2 separate regions of the Homo sapiens genome follow, and region 2 is linked to region 1. Evidence: chromatin loops called from intact Hi-C (ENCODE). Cell type or tissue: prostate gland. All regions are shown on one strand. Each heading gives the region's core, and the rest is flanking DNA. Links, peaks and the distances in the headings are about the cores only. Region 1 overlaps TBX3-AS1 (TBX3 antisense RNA 1). Region 2 overlaps TBX3-AS1 (TBX3 antisense RNA 1).

Region 1 (9,407 bases), core at 1,776-6,775:
CCCCAATTTGGAAACAAGGAGAAATAACATCAATAATAGCATGGATAACACTACGGTCACTAACAGCAACAATTACACTAAAACCACTGCAACACACAGCAGTAAGGATAATAAGCCCTTCCTACGGTACTGTAAGATAGCATAATGAGAAGCACATCAGGACCCATAAATCATAGTGCAGATATAATTTATTGTTATTAATATGATCTGCCCTGTCCTTCCCCAGCCCCTCGGGCTGCCAGGAAAGTCTGTGCTCTGTCATCATGCACTTGAAGACAGGTTGTTTTGTCCCTTCCCTCTTCTTGTTTCTAATCACAATGTTCTAATTCTCCGGCTGAGGTTGAATTCAATTCTCAGTCAGAGCTCGATACCATATATCACCCCCTGTCCAGGATAGCGATCTGGCTTCTGTCTTCTAAGCACTCCAGAGCCGCCAAGTGCCGAGCGCTTACTATGTGCCAGGCGCGGGTTCCACTTTCAGCATTAGCAATCACATTTACGGCTCCCAGCAATGCAGCCAGAGACGTATTTGTATAATATCACCCCCATTTCACACAGGAGGAGACTAAGGTTCAGGGAACTGATCTCCTCCCAAGAATGTCTCGCTCCAAACGAGCACGTTCTTCCGCCAAAGTGCACTAACACCATGCCATCGGGTCTTTGGACAACTTGGTAAGGCAGACTCCAGCTTACTCCAATGGTCATGGTATACACAAGGAAACAAACTCAAGCAGGACCCTGCTATCTCTTGAGTTCAATTAAACATTCACCAACCCTCAACTGTGATTTCAAGGAACATGGAAGACGAGGAGGGAGGGAGGGAGCGAGGAGGCCGCCTGCATGAAGTTGGAGCATGTCTATCTGCACATCAGAATGTTTCCTGGGGGTTCCGCCAGGAATTGAGGCCTGTGGGCCCTACTGGCAGTCCTGCCAGTGAATCCAAGGCCCCAGCTCCCTTTGATCCTCTCCACAGTTCATGCCTCCCCTGAGGGAATCCCACCTTGCAGCCCTGATGTCTAACTTGTGATATCCCAGTAGTGTCCCTAAGAGCACCAGGCTAGCCGGGGGACTTTGAGGTCTGGTGACACTGAGAGGGACTCGATGTTCTGGGAGAGAAAAGACAGCCAGCTTCCTAGGGATAGAGCACCTCCATGTGCCAGATATTACCTTGCAAGTCCCCTCGCTGCTCATTCACTTGTTCCCTATATTTTTTTCTTTTTCTTTTTGAAACAGGGTCTCGCTCTGTCACCCAGGCTGGAGTGCAGTGGTGCGATCACGGCTCACTACAGCCTGGACCTCCCGGATGCTCAAGTGATCCTTCCACCTCAACTTCCAAGTAGCTAGAACTACAGGCATATGCCACCATGCCCAGCTAAGTTTTTGTAGAGATGGGATCTCACTATGCTGCCCAGGCTGGTCTCGAGCTCCTGGACTCAAGTGATCCGCCTACCTCAGCCTCCCAAAGTGCCGGGATTCCCGGCATGAGCCACGGTCTCTATTTCTCCTTATGTAGCTGAGTTTTCATGTTTCTGTTTTGCAGGTGTTGTCTGTATTTCTGACCCTCTCCTTGGCTCTGTTCTTCTGTAGAAAAGAGAATTTGTGGGTAATTCTCTCTGTCTCGCTCCCTTTTCTTTTTTCTTCTGCTGCTTCTTTCATGCTCTCAGACTTTTAAACTTTTAACCTCTATCTCTTCCCTCTCCGTCTCTCTCTTTCTCTCTCTCTCTCTGCCTGACTCTTTCATTCTTTGTCTATTTCTCCTCTGTCTGTCTCTGTCTCTCCCTCTCCTTACATGGCCTCTACCCCATCTCTGCCTATTTCCCCATATGTGGCCTGCCTGTCCATCCTCTGTCTGCCAGAGCACCGGGAAAGCCCAGTCATTCCACAGAACAATTAGCAGCAGCCACCAGGGAAACATGGTTCATGGTGATGAGATTCACCGCAGTCCAAAGCCCATCCAGGGCACACAGGGTTTGGACAAACCTGTCTAATACCTTCCTCACCTTCTGTCCATCACCGAAAACAAGCCTGTGTTCACAGAGGATCAGGGTCATTTCAAATAACTGAACATGTTATTAGGAGACAAAACACTGCTGACAAGGATTCCTGGGAGGTTTTTGCTATGTGGGGGGTCAACGGCCTCCATTCTCCCTGAAAGGCTTCCAGACATGCTCATCAATTTCCAATTTACTATTTAGTCCAACATTGCTGGGGGCTTCCAGGCCCACACTAGGAGGCTGGCTCTACATTTTCATGTTTTCCAGCCAAAAATGTCCCTTTGGCTAAACCTCGGAGCTCATCTACATTTTGAAACATTGTGAACCAAACCAATCCACACATATGAAGGGCCAGGGTGTCTTTGGCACAGCACCACCCCTCACCCCAACATACAGACATTTATTAGGCAAGTGTCTGCCAAGAACCCAGCATTTGCTGAGCCATTTGACTAAAATTCCTCCTTTTTAAATATTATTTGTAGAGATGGGGTCTCCCTGTGTTGCCCAGGCTGGTCTCTAACTCCTCCTGGGTCTAAGTGATCCTCTCACCTCGGCCTCTCAAAGTGCTGGGATTTAAATTCCTTATTTTAGTTTTAACTTCTCAGTGGAAGTGAATAGTATTAATTTTCTTATTGTAGACCGAAGGCTGAGATTCAGGTTAAACACAGTGACTTTTCCAAGGTCACTCACCCAGTGTGATAGCAGCCCTGCTGAACTGCTCTCTTTAACAGGCAAGAGAGAAACAGAGTAAGAAATGAGCCTGGGCCAGGCACAGCTGTGCACACCTGTAATCTCAGCACTTTGGGAGGCCTGGCCTGGGGGATCACTTGATCCCAGGAGTTGGAAAACAGCCTGGACAACACAACGAAACCCCGTCTCTACAAAAAATAAAAAATTAGCTGGGCATGGTGGTGCCCACCTGTAGTCCCAGCTACTCAGGAGGCTGAGATGGGAGGATCACTTGAGCTCAGGAAGTTGAGGCTACAGTGAGCTGTGATTGCACCACTGTCCTCCAGCCTGGGTAACAGTGCATGACCCTGTCTCAAAAAAAAAAAAAAAAAAAAGCCACACATGGTTGCTCATGCCTATAATCCTAGGACTTTGGGAGGTCGAGGCGGGTGGATCATCTGAGGTCAGTAGTTCGAGAAGAGCCTGGCCAACATGGTGAAACCCCATCTCTACTAAAAATACAAAAATTAGCTGGGCATGGTGGTACTCACCTGTAATCCCAGCTACTTGGGAGGCTGAGGCAGGAGAATCGCTTGAACCCGGGAGGCAGAGGTTGCAGTGACCGTGATCACACCATTGCACTCCAGACTGGGCGACAGAGTGAGACTGTCTCAAAAACAAAACAAAAACAAAAGTGAGAAAAGAAATGAGCCTGAGCTTTGATTATTGTTTCATGCTGATCCTCGTCTCACTGATTTTCTTTCTCCTCTCACCGATTTGCATTAGAACTGGGTTTTGTTTCTGCATTTTTGTCACTAAGCTTCCAGCACCCATCCCCGTGCAGAAACAGAATTTCTCCTCTCTAGAAAACAGCTTTTTTGGCTAGAGAAACGCTATTTTCTCCTCCATGTAGGGGCAGGAGGCATTCCGAATAGTTAGCTTTTGGAAGGCAAATTTGGCATCCGGGATTGTTTTCTGCCTTATTAAACTTTTCAGAAACTGTATCTCTTTTAAACAGCCTAAGGGGGCTCTCCCCGCATCCAGTTCCCCCTCCAAAGGACCCTCTCTATCAGCCCACACGTTCCCTCATCCCATCTGTCAGAGGCCGGAGCCAAAACATGTCCCAGGAAAGCCGGAGGAAGGGGCGAGGCAGGGAGAGAGATGTCTAATTATCATCACAGAACCTTTGAAAAGTATCTTGAGCAAATCGAGTTTGTCTAAAACGCATCCAGCGTTTAACATTTAATAGGAGCTGATCAACTTAATGCACCACATGCGATGGGTAAACGGATCCTTCCCCTTTAAGGGCCTGTTGACGTGAGGTGAAGGAGAAAAACAGTTGTTATGATTCAGAAACTCAGGATGAACCCAATTAATCAATGCTGGGATGATTTGAATCATGTGGCCAATGCTTGGTCACCTCTCTGATATCCTATCCTCAGCCCTCGGAAGATGCAGACGTGATTAATGTCACCTGTGACCACCATGTCTCCAGGCAAGACCCCCCCAAACCCGGCAGACAGAGAAACAAATTAGATCCAAAGGTACAGGATCAGTTTCAGAGGGGACAGGCCCCCAGCTGGGGAGGGGGGTGGTCTCTGGGGGTGCCTGGCCTGGCCCGTCAGTCACAGGCGGGCAGGAGATAGAGGCCAGACCATGTGGGGGCTGGGAGAGAAGGAAGGCTTAGAGATGGGGTGCTGGTAGTAAGGGCATACGACAGGCTCAAACCTCAAAGCTCAAAGTGCTCGGCTGGGGCCCTGAGCACGCCTGCATCTTTGAGGGTTTTTTTTTTTTTTTTTTTTTTTGGTATAAAAATAATTGCTCAAGCTTTTCCTCCCTCTTAGGGTTACAGTCAGTCGTGTCTGCCCTGGGCCTTGGCTGGGAGGAAATGAGTTTGAGAGAGAGAGGGTGGGTGAGTGTTAATCAGAGTTATTTTGATTGCTTTGAAAGTCTGTGCCTGTTATACATACATACACACACACACACACACACACAAATGTTTTTATCCCTACTCCAAATAGCTTCTCAAGTTCATGAATTACACAATGGGGCCTCCTCCTCTTTTTTAAATCTTCTGATTCATTCTTTTTTGTTCCTTCCTCTTTTTTGTATCTTTTATCTCCCCCTCCTCTCCTACCAACCTTCTTTCATTCATTCAACCAACATTTCTAGGAGTGCTGCAGGCACCTCCGGGGGACTTCCTGGGAAAGGAAGATAAGATTCTGGGAAAGATAAGCAGCCTAAGATAGCAAAGATTCCCATTTCCTCATTTTTCTCACCTACTTCCCAAGTCTGTGATGCCGCTTAAGTCTAAATGTCTAAAATCCTGTTTTGCAATTCCCCCGCCTCAAAGCCTTTGCTAGCCCTGCCTCCACCTGGAGCATCAACCCCGCATCCTTGGGGATAATGGACTTTTCCATCAAGGCTAGCCCCAGATGCTTCCCCATAACATCATCCTGTACCATCCAGCTATTATCAAGCTCTACCTCCTCTCAAGTCACTGGAAGTACATGCCAAGACTTTCAGAGCCTTATTTACATTGTCAGTGCTGTATCCTCAGCACCCAGCCCCTAGCATGGTGCCTGGCACATGGTGTGTGCTATAAGTATCTGTTGAATAACTGAATGAAGAGTGCTATAGAAAATTTCAGCTTGACATCATCCTGTTGACTTTTTTCTATTTTCTTTTCTTTTTTTTTTTTTTTTTTTTTTTTTTTTTGAGACAAAGTCTCACTCTGTCATCTAGGCTGGAGTGCAGTGACGTGGTCTCAGTTCACTGCAACCTCCACCTCCCAGGTTCAAGTGATTCTCATGCCTCAGCCTCCCTAGTAGCTGGGATTACCAGCACCTGCCACCACGCCCAGCTAATTGTTGTATTTTTAGTAGAGACGGGTTTTCACCATGTTGTCCAGGTTGGTCTCAAACTCCTAACCTCAAGTGATCCACCTGCCTCGGCCTCCCAAAATGCTGGGATTATAGACACGAGCTACCATGCCTGGCCCCATCCTATTGACTTTACAAATGTCCTCATTAAAAAATAATAATAAATACACCTTGTCTTTTTCCAGAAAGATTTTAAGATTATTTGCACTGCAGATTCCTAGACCAGGAGAAGTTGGATTCTATAGGTCAGGAGTGTGGCCCTGGAATCTGGGCCAGAGGGCTCTGATGCATGCACTCTTCAGAGAACTGAGGAACTCTACTGGGGACAATAGAGAACCACTGAAGGTTTGAGAGTAAGAGCATGACGCTTTCAGTTATGTGCTTAAAGAAGGGCATGCCGGCTGCAGTCTAGGAGCTTCAGTAGAGGAACCAGGGGTGGGTGGGAGAGAAGGGTTAGGAGACCACATGAGGAATAAGGATAGAAGTTCCAGAACTTTCTTGTGAGCTCCGAGGCAGAATCTTATTAAAAGAGGGTTTAGGAGACTTTGCATGGTTTACTTAGGGTATTTTAGGAGAACCAGTGGGGACTTCAGAGAGGCTAAAACCATCCCTTCCTAGGCTTTATCTCTACATGGAAGCAAGTGCCATGAAAATGGAGAAATTGGCAAATCACAAAGTTGAACTATGTGTGGGGAAGGAGTAAGTGAAAGAGAGAAAGGAAAGTTACGCCCCTTCTCTACTTTTATTTCTTCCTGTCTCCATTTCTGAAAGCCCCTCGGCGACCCCCAACGCTCCAATTCCAGCAGCACCCGCACCCCCAAACCTGCAGAGTCTGCAGAGACCAGACTCAGCTTCTCCCCTCCCCGGGTGCTCACAAGAGCATCTGGCCACGGACCCTGAGCTCTGGCCACGGCATCTGTTTGCAATGTTTGACTCGGTAGTTTTATTTCTGCTTGGCGGTATAATATAAACTATCTTGTTACACGGCAGGCAGGCTGGGCGCAGAGCCGGGACGCTCTGCAACTCTGCTGCAGAACCAAAAGTGAAGCGTAAATGAGCTGGTGGGCTTGGATGAGGCCTCCTTTGCAGTCAGAGGAAACGGCGGCTCTCCTTGAAAGTTCTCCCTGGCTTGGGCCTCTGCTGTTTCAATCCCAGTGTAGCCTCTGGCCGACCCCTGGAATCTATACCACCTACAACACCCATGAATATGCACACACACAAATAAACACACACACACCCCACCACATCTTGTCCATTTCTGGGGCCTACAGAGCTAGATGAGAAACCCTGGCTACAAGGGCGAATGTCAGTTAAAAGCTTGACTTCTGAAGTGAGCCTGTCTGCCTGTGAATTTTTGCCATATGAGCTTGGGCAAATGCCCTCCCCTCCCTGGGTCTCAGTTTCTTCATCTGTAAAATGGGCTTCACGATAATTACTCCTAAGTTACAGAGCTGTTCTGAGCCTTTTATGAGGCCGTATTTGCGAAGTGCTAAGAATAGTGCCCTGTGCGTGGTGTGCATTCAATAAATGTTGGCCATTGTTACAAACATTAGGATGTTTGAAATGAAATTCAAGAAAGACCAGCTCGCATTGGGAGCAGCAACTGGGTGTCACCATTACACTCACCCCAGCATGAAGGAAATTCACATCCTCTCAGGATGCCGGGGCAAGAACAAAAGGAAATCACACACCTTTCCCCTTTTCCCACAGGATCCCCTTTGGGGTGGGGGGCCAGTCCTCTATTTGGAAGTAGGAGACAGGTAGGCTCCCATGCCTGACTCCCCAAAGAAACAGATATTGGAGGGGAGTTATGCTGAGATTTTTTTATTTTTTGCAGAGATGGGATCTCACTACGTTGCCCAGGCTGGTCTCTAACTCCTGGGCTCAAGCAATCCACCCACCTCTGCCTCCCAGGTAGCTGGGATTACAGGCATGAGCCACCACACCCAGCCAGTTCTGAGGGTTGATGGAGGGCCAGGAATCCCCTCCCCAGCTTCCTGATTTCTCATGTCAATGGAGGAAATTCAGGTGAAGAAAGGACAGAATCTACACTCTGGGAGGCCCTGAACTTATCCCAAGCTCAGCTGCCCTTGGGTGGATGTTCTTGTTCCTGACTGTGGTGGGAGGACACACTTCTGCCCTACCACAGACCCTGTCTTTGGGCATTCCCAATGACAAAGGGGCAGTCCTTATGCCCTGGATCCAGAGGGACAGTCCTTGTGCCCAGCACCCCAGCAGCCTCCCTCTGGGAGACTGAGAGACAGCCTTCCCTTTTCTGTGTTTTTCTCTGCCTTTAATGCTCAGCCTAGAACTTGGAATATGTTAGGTGCTCAGCAAAAATGTGTGCTCACAGGAGCATGCTGCAGCAATTAAAGTGTGTATGTGTGTGTGTGTGTTGGACCTTCATGAGTGTGTGCACACATATTCGATGAGGATGCTTGTATCTTGGGGAGGTCCTATGACCCTGTGATACACGTGTGTGCATACACTCATGTCCCTACCGCTGGACATGGACTCTGTGTGCCCAATGAGTGTCTGCTTGAGGCCCTGCCTAGCCACAGACAGCCTTGGAGAGCCCACGCTCAGATGGCCACTCCAGACCTGGCAAGATGAAAATTTTAAATTGGAGATAGGGTGTTCTGGGGTGGAAGTAGGGTTATTGAAAACCGCTTAGGCTGGGTCCAGTGGCTCAAGCCATCTCAAATCTGTAAACTCAGCACATTGGGAAGACTCAATGGGAGTTCAAGGAGTTCAAGGTCAGACTGGACAACATAGCAAGACTCTATCTCTACAAAAAATAAAATAAAAATAAATTATTTTATTTATAAAAATGAAGAAAGTAGTGGCCCTCACTACTCAAGAGGCTGAGGCAGGAGTCTTGTTTGAGCTCAGGAGTTGGAGACTGCAGTGAACCATGATCACACCACTGCACTACAGCCTGGGTGACAGAGCAAGGCCCTGTCTCTAAAACAAAACCAAATGAAATTAATTTACATTGATTTGGTTTTCTGTCCACTGCTGGCCACAAATCACATTGACTAGTTCTCCCATTTCACTCTATCTCTGCTGTCTGTACCTCTGTGTGTGTGTGTGTGTGTGTGTGTGCACGCGTGCATGCACGCGCATGCCTGAGTACCCTGTCTCTATCTTTCTGCCTCCAGACCTGCCTCCATCTCTCTTTTCTGTGTTTATCTGGATCCCGCTCTCTTTTCTGCATGAGTTTGACTCTGAGTCTCCTTGCTCTCCTCCCTGCCCCATCTGTGTGGGTCCGGCAGCGTGCCCCTCCCTGCTGGCCTGTGAATCGTCACTCAGTGGCCCTGCCTGATCCAATGCAGGCCCCTTTGTTCACAGCCTACCGCCGCAAGCACTCCTCCACCCCTGCATCACCCTCCAGACCCTGCTTTCCTTTGCTCCTTCCCAAGTGGCCACCTCTCCAGCCCCTAATGTGAACAAAATGCCTGCCCGCCCTAACCAGGACAGCACTCAGGCATGGAGAGGTGGGAGGCAAGAGTCAGAGCTTGGCCACCAGCCACATGACCCCTGGGGCCATTAAGGAGACACCCCATCACCATTCCCTCTGCCCCACAATTCCTCCCCACTGCAGCTCAAAGCACCCCCAGGCAGCCCGCAGCACCTGGCAAGGGCAAGTTCGCGTTGAGGTTGGAGGCCAAATGCCTTCCCTGACTCTGGGTGGCCTTGGCCAAGTCAGTGTCCCTCTCTGAGTCTGTAACATAATGCCCAAGGCTCCACCTGACTCTAACTGGAGGGACACCGCAGTGCACCCCATGCCTCCCAGTGCCTGGTGGCATCCTTTACTCCTCCCATTTCCTGGAGCAGATGCAGAAAGCCTAAAATTTCTGTA
Region 2 (9,407 bases), core at 2,159-7,158, 55 kb after region 1:
CATCGATTGTATTGACCTCCCCGTGGGCCAGCTTGTCTCCTTCATCGATCAGCCGAACGAAGTCTAGGACAGAACTGTAGACCAAAGGAAATCGCAGGCGTCTTTGCAAAGCTGGTGGGAAGTAACCCAGCGGCTGCTGGAAAACGAATGGGTGACCTAAGCCGGTTCCACCCCCTCCCAGGGCGTCGGCAAAAGGAGCTTCTCACCCCACTGCCTCTTATTCGATCACTAATTCATTTTTTAGTTTGGTTCTGTTTTTAAAACAAAAATTAAAGAAAAAATAGTTTATTTGGTCAATCAACAAACATTTGATGAACACACTGCATGTGCCAGAGACTACGGTGAGCATTGGGGTACTAGCGGTGGGGAGAAGTCTGTACAGAAGCATAAAACCCTGGCGGCGGGGGAGGGGTTATGGAAACCTCTTTACTGTCAATTTTTAACAATGTGAAGGCGCAAGACTCCCTAGTTGTCTATCCCAAAGTTTTCTGTTTGTGCAGAGCGGCAGTACTACCCACTTGTAGGCAAGGTGTGTGCTCTGAGTGCAAGAAACGGACCGGAGAGTTTAGAAGTTAGGGCCTTTGAGCTGGGAGCTGGGGTGAGCAGATCCGGGAAAGTCTTTTGCGGGACAGCGGCTGGGTGTTAAGCTCCAGCTCCCGCGCACGCCTGGCGCCCGCGGTGACCTCCGCCAACCAGGTCAGTAACGCTGTCTGGGTTTCCAAGGCTCCCAGGAGCAAAAAAATCACCCAGCCCTACCTCTCCACAGCGCGTGGAAGAGCTAAGGCTGATTGAGTTTGACCTTTCTGTCCAGAGATCTTGAAATTAAGCCCTCTCCTGTCCCACTCTTCGTGGGCCTCGATTTTCCTCATCTTCAAAATGGGAATAATAATATATTTTTACCGGAGTGAACAAAACTCAGGACCATAAGCATTAAGCTGGAAGGGACCCATCTTTTATTCACTCCCTTGTCTCCAATACTTTGAAGACTATCTGGCACCTAGAAGACTCTCAATAAATATCTGTTCAATGATGGAGTGGAATTTTCTATCCATTATACCAAACCTCTCTTCCCACTACCATCTTAGAATAAGTCTGCTTTTCACTATCTTATTTTATATATCAGAATCCGTTTGGGAGAGCAGCTAACAAATTGAATACTGGTTCTTTAAAAATGCACTTTGGAAGTGGTTATTTGTTTTACAAATGCAGAGAAAATGCCCCTTTTAGTCTCCTTCTCTCCCTTTCTTTCTTGACTTTCATTCCTGTATTGAATTATTATTTATTGAGCAGCCATTAGCTATGAGCACTGTGATCGGAGCTGGAGAGATGAGGAACCCTATCTCTTACAAAATAGGAAACCTAATTTTAGACACTCCTGCACAGACCGTGTAGCCTATTAACTTTATTTGGCTATAGTTAGTAGTCTTTTTTCTTTGCTGCCTAGCTCTTTAACTTTTGACAAGATCATAAAGGTGAGGGCATTGCTTGGTACACAATAGGAGCTCAATAAGTGTTGGATGAATTTATTCTTCCTAATATTGTAGCCCACAGCTCCACTCTCAGCTGAGGTCTTAATCGCCTTGACAGAGAATCTTTCAAATGACTACTGAAGCCAGTAATACAATGGACTGAGCAGTCCTCTAAGAGGTCCTATGCCCATGAGATTAGATTAGATTAGAACACAGTCCTGTGTTTCCAATTCCAGATACAATTCAGATTGGTTCCGGGGTAAGGTCAGCCACTCCAATTTCTAACGAGTGGACCAGGGCTGGGCAGGCACCAGATTGGCCTTTGCAAAAAGGGATGTGGGGCCCTGAGGTTCCTAAAACCATGTACCCTTTGCAGATCTCCACACTTGTCTGGCTGTGGTCCTTTCCAGACCACTCTCCCGCAAAACACACACACACATACACACACACTCACACTCACTCAACACCTTTCCCGGTAAACAGAAGTTAATGCAGTGCAGGCAGAGCTTTAGAAATGAGATGCTAGTTTGCACTGAGAACCCTCTTCCCCCACTTCCTGGCTTGCACCTAACTTCTCTTGCGCCAGCTCCCACATTTGGCAGATTCCAGGTGGCCCTCTCCTGCCCCAGCCTCCAGGAGCAGTTTCGGCCTCCTGGTATATCTGGAATTGCCACCGCAGAGGCTCAAAACCGAGGCCTCATCCCAACCCAACCAGTTGGCCAGGCCCTCTGGGGCACACAGAGGACACTGTCCACCAGCCAAGTCTTCCCTAAGGGCCATCCAGTGGAGACTGCAAGGGCACCTTCTGCAGGGGTTCCCGATGAGCCTCTCCAGAAGCGAAGAGCAGAGGTTTCCAAGTGGGAAGCAATCCACTCCTTCTCTACCCCTGCAAATTGGGGCACCTCCATCTCCAGCCTGGGTCCTGTACTTCCTTCTCTGCTTCAGACTGATTCAGATTCACCTAGTGTTCAATTAGCCACTTTTATTTATGCGCAACATGTGCACTGGACTGGGAAGTTTTTTAAAGAGAGAGAGAAAAAGTGTTTTTACTACCACTGCCTGGAAACTTTCCTGTGGCAGCTGAGGGGTTCATCCTGGGCTGGGTGACGCTTGCAGCTCCGTGGACATGTTAAGTCCTGTCTTACTAATTCTACACCTATGCCCTTATTCTGACTGGAATCAGGCGCCTTAACTTCCTGTCTTTGCATGCAATACAGGCTGTTCAGCTTCTTCCCTGAGGCCCCATGGGTGCCAATCCCCCTGGTAATGGGTCTCCTGAGTAGCAACTTAGTCTGCAACAAATCCTAAATGGAAAGAGAGAAAAACGCCCTCTTCATGTGCCCAGAATGTTATCGCTAATTTTTTGGAAAAGTGCCTGTGTACACACATATTATATCTATTATTGAGTGGGTTAGTGGGAGACTAAAAACACCGAACAACAGTTGTGGTGTGTGTGTGGGGGGTGGGGAGTATATTCTCCAATTCCCTGGTAATTTGTAACAGACAGATTTTATTGCTGCAAGAGAAAAGGAGTAACTGTGTAGCTGCAAAACAAATTTAGTTCCGTCTATATTGATGAAACAGGAGTCTGCCCATGGGGTGTGATTGTGATGCATTTCTAAAATCTGAGATTTAATGTTATATTCTGGGCTACTTGTAATGTCCATATACACACTGGTACCCACAAAGAACAGTTTAGAAATACACATGCATATTCTTTGACATTTAAATAACGCAGTGGGAGATGGGCTTAAGGTTGGACCTATACACGACTCAGTAAGCTCTCTAAACGTTAGGAAGATCTAAACTGAAGCACTAGAAAGGTCTGTGACTCTGTTCTTCCTAGCAAGCCAGCCTCACCTCCCCTTCAGATTCCATCTATAGCAATCTTCTTGTATCCCTACCAGAGGGGATTTCTTTTGCATTTTACTCCTGCCTCACCCAATCTCCCCAACTCAGAAACTTCATAATTCAACTGCAATATCCCTGTTTTACAGAAGTCTGCTCCACTCCCTTAAAAAAAAATCATACGTCGAAGTCAAAAGGTCTTTCACTGACTCCAACAATTCTCAAATTCTAGATGGAGACATGCGATGAAGGAGCCTGTCCTGGTTGTATTCACTGCATTAATACGCACACATAAAAGTGAATGCAACATCGTATTTTAACTTCTCTGATAGAAAAATCCCAACTGTGCCATACCGTCCTTCCTCCTCTCCCTGTTCTCAAAAGAATTAGAGTCCCAGGAAGTGGGGAAAGGGTGGGGGGTGGGGGTCGGGCAATGAAGTTGCTTGGAAAGGAAGAAAACAATAATTCGAGGCACTATTTACACCTGCAAACTTTGGATGGCTGTATTCGGCCCCAATTGGCTTAACTGTAAATCTTTTCCGCATGGCCCCAACTCCTGGCCTGAGCGTCTGGGTTTAATAATGCCCCTCGGCACCCCAGCAGGGCCAGGCTGAAAAGAGAGAATCCCCCACTCCACCCCCATCCAGCGCAGAGGTCATTAGAGCAGCGCCCCCCACTTCCCCATCCATCCATGCTTGAGGTACCAGACTCAGACATGTGGAGAACTCGTATTTTACCGTCTGAAGACAAGGAAAGCCTTTCAAAAGCAAATGTCCCCCCCACATCAGAAGTGGAAGGAAGTTTCCCCTCCCTCCCAACTCTGCGCGTTTGGCTTGCAAGGGGTGAATGGGAAAGAGGGGTGTCGGCACTAGAAGCCGGAGACAGGCTCCAACTCCCTGGGCTGGCAGCGTAGGGTTGACCTGTTTATAAAACTTGCTGCTAAGAAAACATGTAAAAACACACCCCAGCGGTGGGAGAGGAGAACTCTCCCTCCCCGCAACCCTCCCGGCTTCGCGCACGAAGATTCCCCCGCTCGGCTGCGTTCTCTCTGAGCCTGTTATTCTCCCGAGAGCCATCTCCTTGCAATTGCTTTTCCACCACTTTGGGAGACAGAGAGTCCTACATTTCTCTTTCATTTTTGGTTACTCCTCCCCGCCCCCCACGGCTCCCCGCAAGGTCTTTACCGTCCACTCCCGATGTGTCCTTTGCAAGCGAAGGGAGGGGGGAAGGTAGCAATCAATGCGGCAGCAAAAGACAAATCGGACAGGGTAGGGTGGGAGGTGGAGGTAGGTGAGCGGCTTCTAACTGAATCCCTGCAATCTTGATCTTAGTTCTCAAAAGGAAAAAGACCTGCGCTTCGCTGCCCTGGGTCCGCCGTGCTTTCTTCATCCCCCACCCGGGCAGCCCGCCGCGCCGCGCCGCGCCGCGCCGCGCCCCGCCCCGGTAGCTGGAGAGGGAAGGCAGGTACCCAGCGCAGGGTTACCTGCAGGCGGTTCGCCGGTTCCCGGGCCTGTCGGGACCTTGTCGCGACCGAGAGCTGGGGAAGGACAGCCTGTCCGAGACCTCTTTGCTCTCCTGCGGGCCTGTGCAGCGTTTGGGGCAAGATCCGAGCCCTGTCACCCCCTTCCACCCTTGGGTGAGAGTAGAATCCGAGGCCGTGAGCTGCTTCTCCGGTTCCGTGCTCAGCGAGGCCTGGATCCGCACCGAGGCGCGTCCAGCTTACGTATTTGCAACAGGGGTAAGGGGTGGGGTGGGGGATCTAGGTGAAGCCCCCCGGGGCAGAAACATGGCCAAAAGGACCTTATGGGACGCTCTGGGCTGTCGCTCACTCCCAACTCCTTCCTGGGGCTCGAAATCTTCCTTTCCCAAGCGAAAGGAGGAAAGGGCGCTGCGAGGGAAGACAGAGGGCAGGTTCCCGATCCAGGAAGGCCGGTCCTCTCCACTCGCCTGGAGGATTTTTAGTATCTGGTTCAGAGATGAAATGAATTGAGGCCCGGGCGCCAGTAAAAGCAACTACTAGGAAAGGCACTTTCACAATTCCAAACATTTTCTCTCTTTCTGCGTGTGTGTGTGTGTGTGTGTGTGTGTGTGAGCGCGCGCGTGCGCCTTCCTCATTCCCCTTCCTCTAAAATAAAAAAATTTTTGAAAGGAAGAGAAAACAAACTTATCTAGCCCTCATTATTCAAACCCCAAGCTAAAGACTTTTAAGGGCTTCTGGGATCTCTCGGGCCACAACCTTCACCTAACCCTTTATTCGGAATGGGAGAGGGAATAGTCTCTCCAGTCGGCACTAATCGGTCCCTGGATATCATACAAGACTTGGGACATTTTAAAATATGTAGAATTTGTTTGTATTATTTGGAGCCGGGATGATTGATTTGGGAGGGACACATCCCAACTCAAAATACAGTCACATTGTTGAGGCCTCTAGTTTCTTTTGCTGACGTGGAAGGAGGAGGAGGCTACGCAGAGTGTCATGAAATTAAGACCGACACCCTGCAGCTACTCTTCTGCCCAGTGGTCTGTGTGGCCATGGTACAAAGTCAGTGATCATAGAAGGTGGAGGGGGTTGGAGGGCTGGTGCTCAGCTCAAGTTTGTGTGAAGTGAGTTTGGCCAGAGAGTTTGCCTGGTTGTGAGACCACTGCTCGGTGACAGGGCAGGCCTGGGGTCAAGATCCTGAATCCAGGACCTACATCCTGACCTTGGCAGCAGATTTTCACGTCTTCTATTTGCCTGGCACCCCCCAGAGAAGCAAGATCACCACCCTGTGTTCTAGGACCAAAACAGGATAACTGCACAGAAGGCTAGATTTTTTCCATAGGGGCATGTTACAGCAGGAGGGATTGCATCTGTTTTCAGTGCAACAGTAAAACCTGGAACCCTTCAAGTGCTCACACTACCCCAATTCCTGTGCCCATCTCGAGAAGGTAAATCCTTCCCTCAAGCCTTAAGTGCCCCCAGGACAGCTTCATCTCTAGGGGGCATCAGTAGGTATGATGTTATCACCTTCCTTCTCTCCTCACCCTAACTGGATTTTCAAGACATGAAAACATTTGCTTTGGGAACACGGGTGTGCTGGGTGGCTGGCAAGAAGTGGAGGGAAGGTTGCAAGAAGGAAATGGAAAGAAGAGGGAGGAAAAACACACATGACAACTCTGTGCCCACGGCTCCCTTTCATTTGCATCCTGCTTGGAAATAAATGAACCCCCAAACACCAGTGAACTTTCTACTCTCACTCTCTTTAATTGAAACCCAGTACGGGAAATAGTAATGGATATTGTGCTCAAATTGAGAAAACGTGTCTGGGGCTACGAGGGGAGAGTTAGTTCAGCAGATTTGGAGGAGCTGATCTTTCTTTGGCCTGTCAACCTTCCTGACAGTGTGGTCATTTAATTTGCTATGCCCTCTTGCTTACAGATCTTCCTGTGCCCTCTGCCACATATGCTCCCCCAGGGCGAAACCCCACTCTGCCCCACAACCCTGCCACCTAACAACACTACCAATGATAAGGGAAAGAATGAAACAGTAGCAAACCACAGAAGTAAATTCTCCCATTTGAATGTCACCCTCCGTCTGCATGAGAGGACTGTTAAATTTCTCCTCCACCCTCTTAAAGTATTCTGTCACTTAGTCCCTCTACCCTACAAGTAAAATTTTGATACAAACCTCTGAGAGGCCACTTATACCCTTACCTGTCTCGACTGAAAATCTAGAAAGAGGATGTTGAAGAAAGAAAGGTGCTGGGTGGTCAAAAGTGCCTGGGGCAAAAGTCAGCTCTGGCCTGTGTCTTGGTGGTTCTGGGTCAGATAAAATGAGAGAAAAAATTCCTGGCCCCTTCCTTGTGAATTCATTTCTGCTGGCCTAATAATGCCCATTGCATTATCTTTTTTTTTAAAGTAATTAGGTAAAACACACACACACACACACACACACAAAGAGAAGGTTGAAGATATAGATTGACTTGAAATTAGGAAACCACAATTGGTTCCCTTTCCTGAGAGAGGAAAAAACCTTCACAGATGTAGAAAAAGCACTCTCCCCAGACACACACACATCCTTCAATCTTACCTCTCTCATTTCCCTTCTAACTTATCTAAATCACTGGCTGTGTACAAATTTGCCATTTTGCAGGGTGATCAGCTTTGAGGAAAGGTAGGTGCTAATAAGAATAATATGGAGGGCAAAATGTTTTCATTTTGCCTCTGCCAAAAACATATTTACATTAAGGAGGTATGATGAGCATGGATTAAGTGCATAGCGAATGATGCTCTAGAAACGGCATAAACCAACTGGCAACAAACTGAGCCTCTGTACTAAAAATATTGCTTCTCCAAGCTAGACAACTTTCAGTCTTCTCTCTCTGAAACATGCTACAGACGCTTGCACCAAATTGCCCAGATCAATAATTTAGAGGAATGTCAGAGGATAGGGGAAATGTGTGTTACAGGAAAGCTCCGTGCTGCTGGGGCAAGTAGGAAGCTGGGAGCTGGGGGCTATAGAGCTCCCCACCCTAGGTTCCTAGGTTAACTTGCAGCTCCTCACCCTAGGTTCCTGCTCTGGAAAAGATGGGGAGGTGGCCTTAGAGCTTAGGGAGCAAAGATGGGGTTCAACTCTGGAGAAAGGGGTGGCTTTGGAAATGCCAAGAGGAGAAGGTAAAACTGCCACTCTAGGCAAATGCACACAATGTTTTTCTATCTCTCAAGATACTTTATCTTTCTAGTCAAGGAAGAGAGGGGAAGGTGTTTGCTTCAGCCCCAGGAAGAGGGATCTCCAGGCTGTCATGGTTGCTGGGAAAGATGAGGGAGGGAAAGGGGGCAGAGTACGGAGGCACCAGGTCAGAAAGACAGGAGAGAATTCAGACAGGACCAAAACAGCCAGAAAAAATAGGATAAAGAAGGTAGAAAAAAAAAAAAAACAAAACAAAACATGAGAAGTTAAAGCCTGGGAAATAGATACAAGACAAGAAAGAGAAATAGAAACCAAGAACAAGATTGATGAAAGGAGGAGAAGAGAAAGTAGAAGGAAAAAGAATAAGAAAGATTCCAGACACGCATTCAAATAATCCTAAATGGGGATGAGCAGAAAGACAAGGAGACCAAAAGAAAAGGGGGGGGGGGGGTGGTGGGGAGGAGAAAGAAAGGAATGGAAAAAGAAACAAAAGGTGAATGTCCTGCCCTGTCTGTCTGGTCCAACCAAGAAGCTAGTGTCTGCCCTGGAGGGAGGAAAGGTGGGGGAGTCCAGCCTGTCTCCAAGGGACTGACAGGCAGCTTCTGGACCAGAGAGGAACTAAGCTCTCAAAGCAAGCTTTGGGGAGGAGGAAGGGATGGGGGTGCATGGTGAGTGGAGACTCCTGGAGGAAGAGCAAGCCTCCACTGGGTTCAGCACTGCCAGGGGGAGAGTCAGGGTTCAGGGTAGCATAGCAGTGCTAATGTATGTACCCCAGAGGGGTAGGGGGTGCTAGGGCAATTTGCAGGAGGACCACAAACAGTAAACTAGAGAGCTACTTCCCTGGGATCCGTGATAAGAAAATCACTTCCTCAGGTGGGAGAATTGAGCCCGAAAGAGAATGGGAGCCCTTGGGGGGCAGGCACCTGGTCAGTTTCAAAGCTCGTCAATATCAAAAGAGGCTGGGATCCTGAGATCAAATGGGCTGGGGCACTGGGCAGAAACGAGGAGCCATTGCCAAACTGCCAGGATGACCAGAACGCCCCTCCCCCAGGAAAAGTTCATATATGAACCCACCCCTGTATGAAACTTCTTAATTAGGTCTCATACCCCCGGTGAATCTTGGATGCCCTTCTGTCAACAGAATTCCCAATTTAGTGACACCTCGGACTGAAAAGAGCTCTGCGGCAAACGGGGGTGAAAGTTTAAGAGGGAATAAGCATATAATACTCCCTTGCCAGACCTCACACATGCTGAAGGGAATATTTACAGCAAACTGGCCAAAGCAAACGACCCCGCCTACCCACCATCCTTTTACCCTCCTCCCCGCCCTTTTTGTAAACTCCAGATAAACACCATTTGATCACAAAAGGGTCGGTTTGTCCCCTTTATAGTTTGAGGCAGGCAGTGCGGCAGGGAAAAGT

What was found. Hi-C counts contacts between places; a loop is a spot of excess contacts. Peaks named below come from ENCODE experiments on the same cell type or tissue, not always from the same donor. Only the 100,000 strongest peaks of a DNase experiment are listed, where the experiment ranks them.
Region 2: it touches region 1 in a loop (5-fold over the local background); 4 of 110 quality-filtered maps call a loop at or near these places.

The regions. Positions count from the first base shown.
Region 1 is chr12:114,742,018-114,751,424 of GRCh38, reverse strand. All of the region lies in intron 1 of TBX3-AS1 (TBX3 antisense RNA 1), which reads right to left. Among named protein-coding and RNA genes, the nearest start is that of TBX3, 63 kb to the right of the region's middle. In prostate gland, for the core only: no CTCF peak of the experiment used is centred there; no DNase peak of the experiment used is centred there; H3K27ac peaks cover 1,154 bases.
Region 2 is chr12:114,687,838-114,697,244 of GRCh38, reverse strand. All of the region lies in intron 1 of TBX3-AS1 (TBX3 antisense RNA 1), which reads right to left. Among named protein-coding and RNA genes, the nearest start is that of TBX3, 8.4 kb to the right of the region's middle. RefSeq lists enhancers at 1-310, 4,107-4,401. In prostate gland, for the core only: no CTCF peak of the experiment used is centred there; DNase peaks (open chromatin) are centred at 2,644, 4,354, 4,884, 5,774 and 2 weaker places; H3K4me3 peaks cover 3,386 bases; H3K27ac peaks cover 5,000 bases.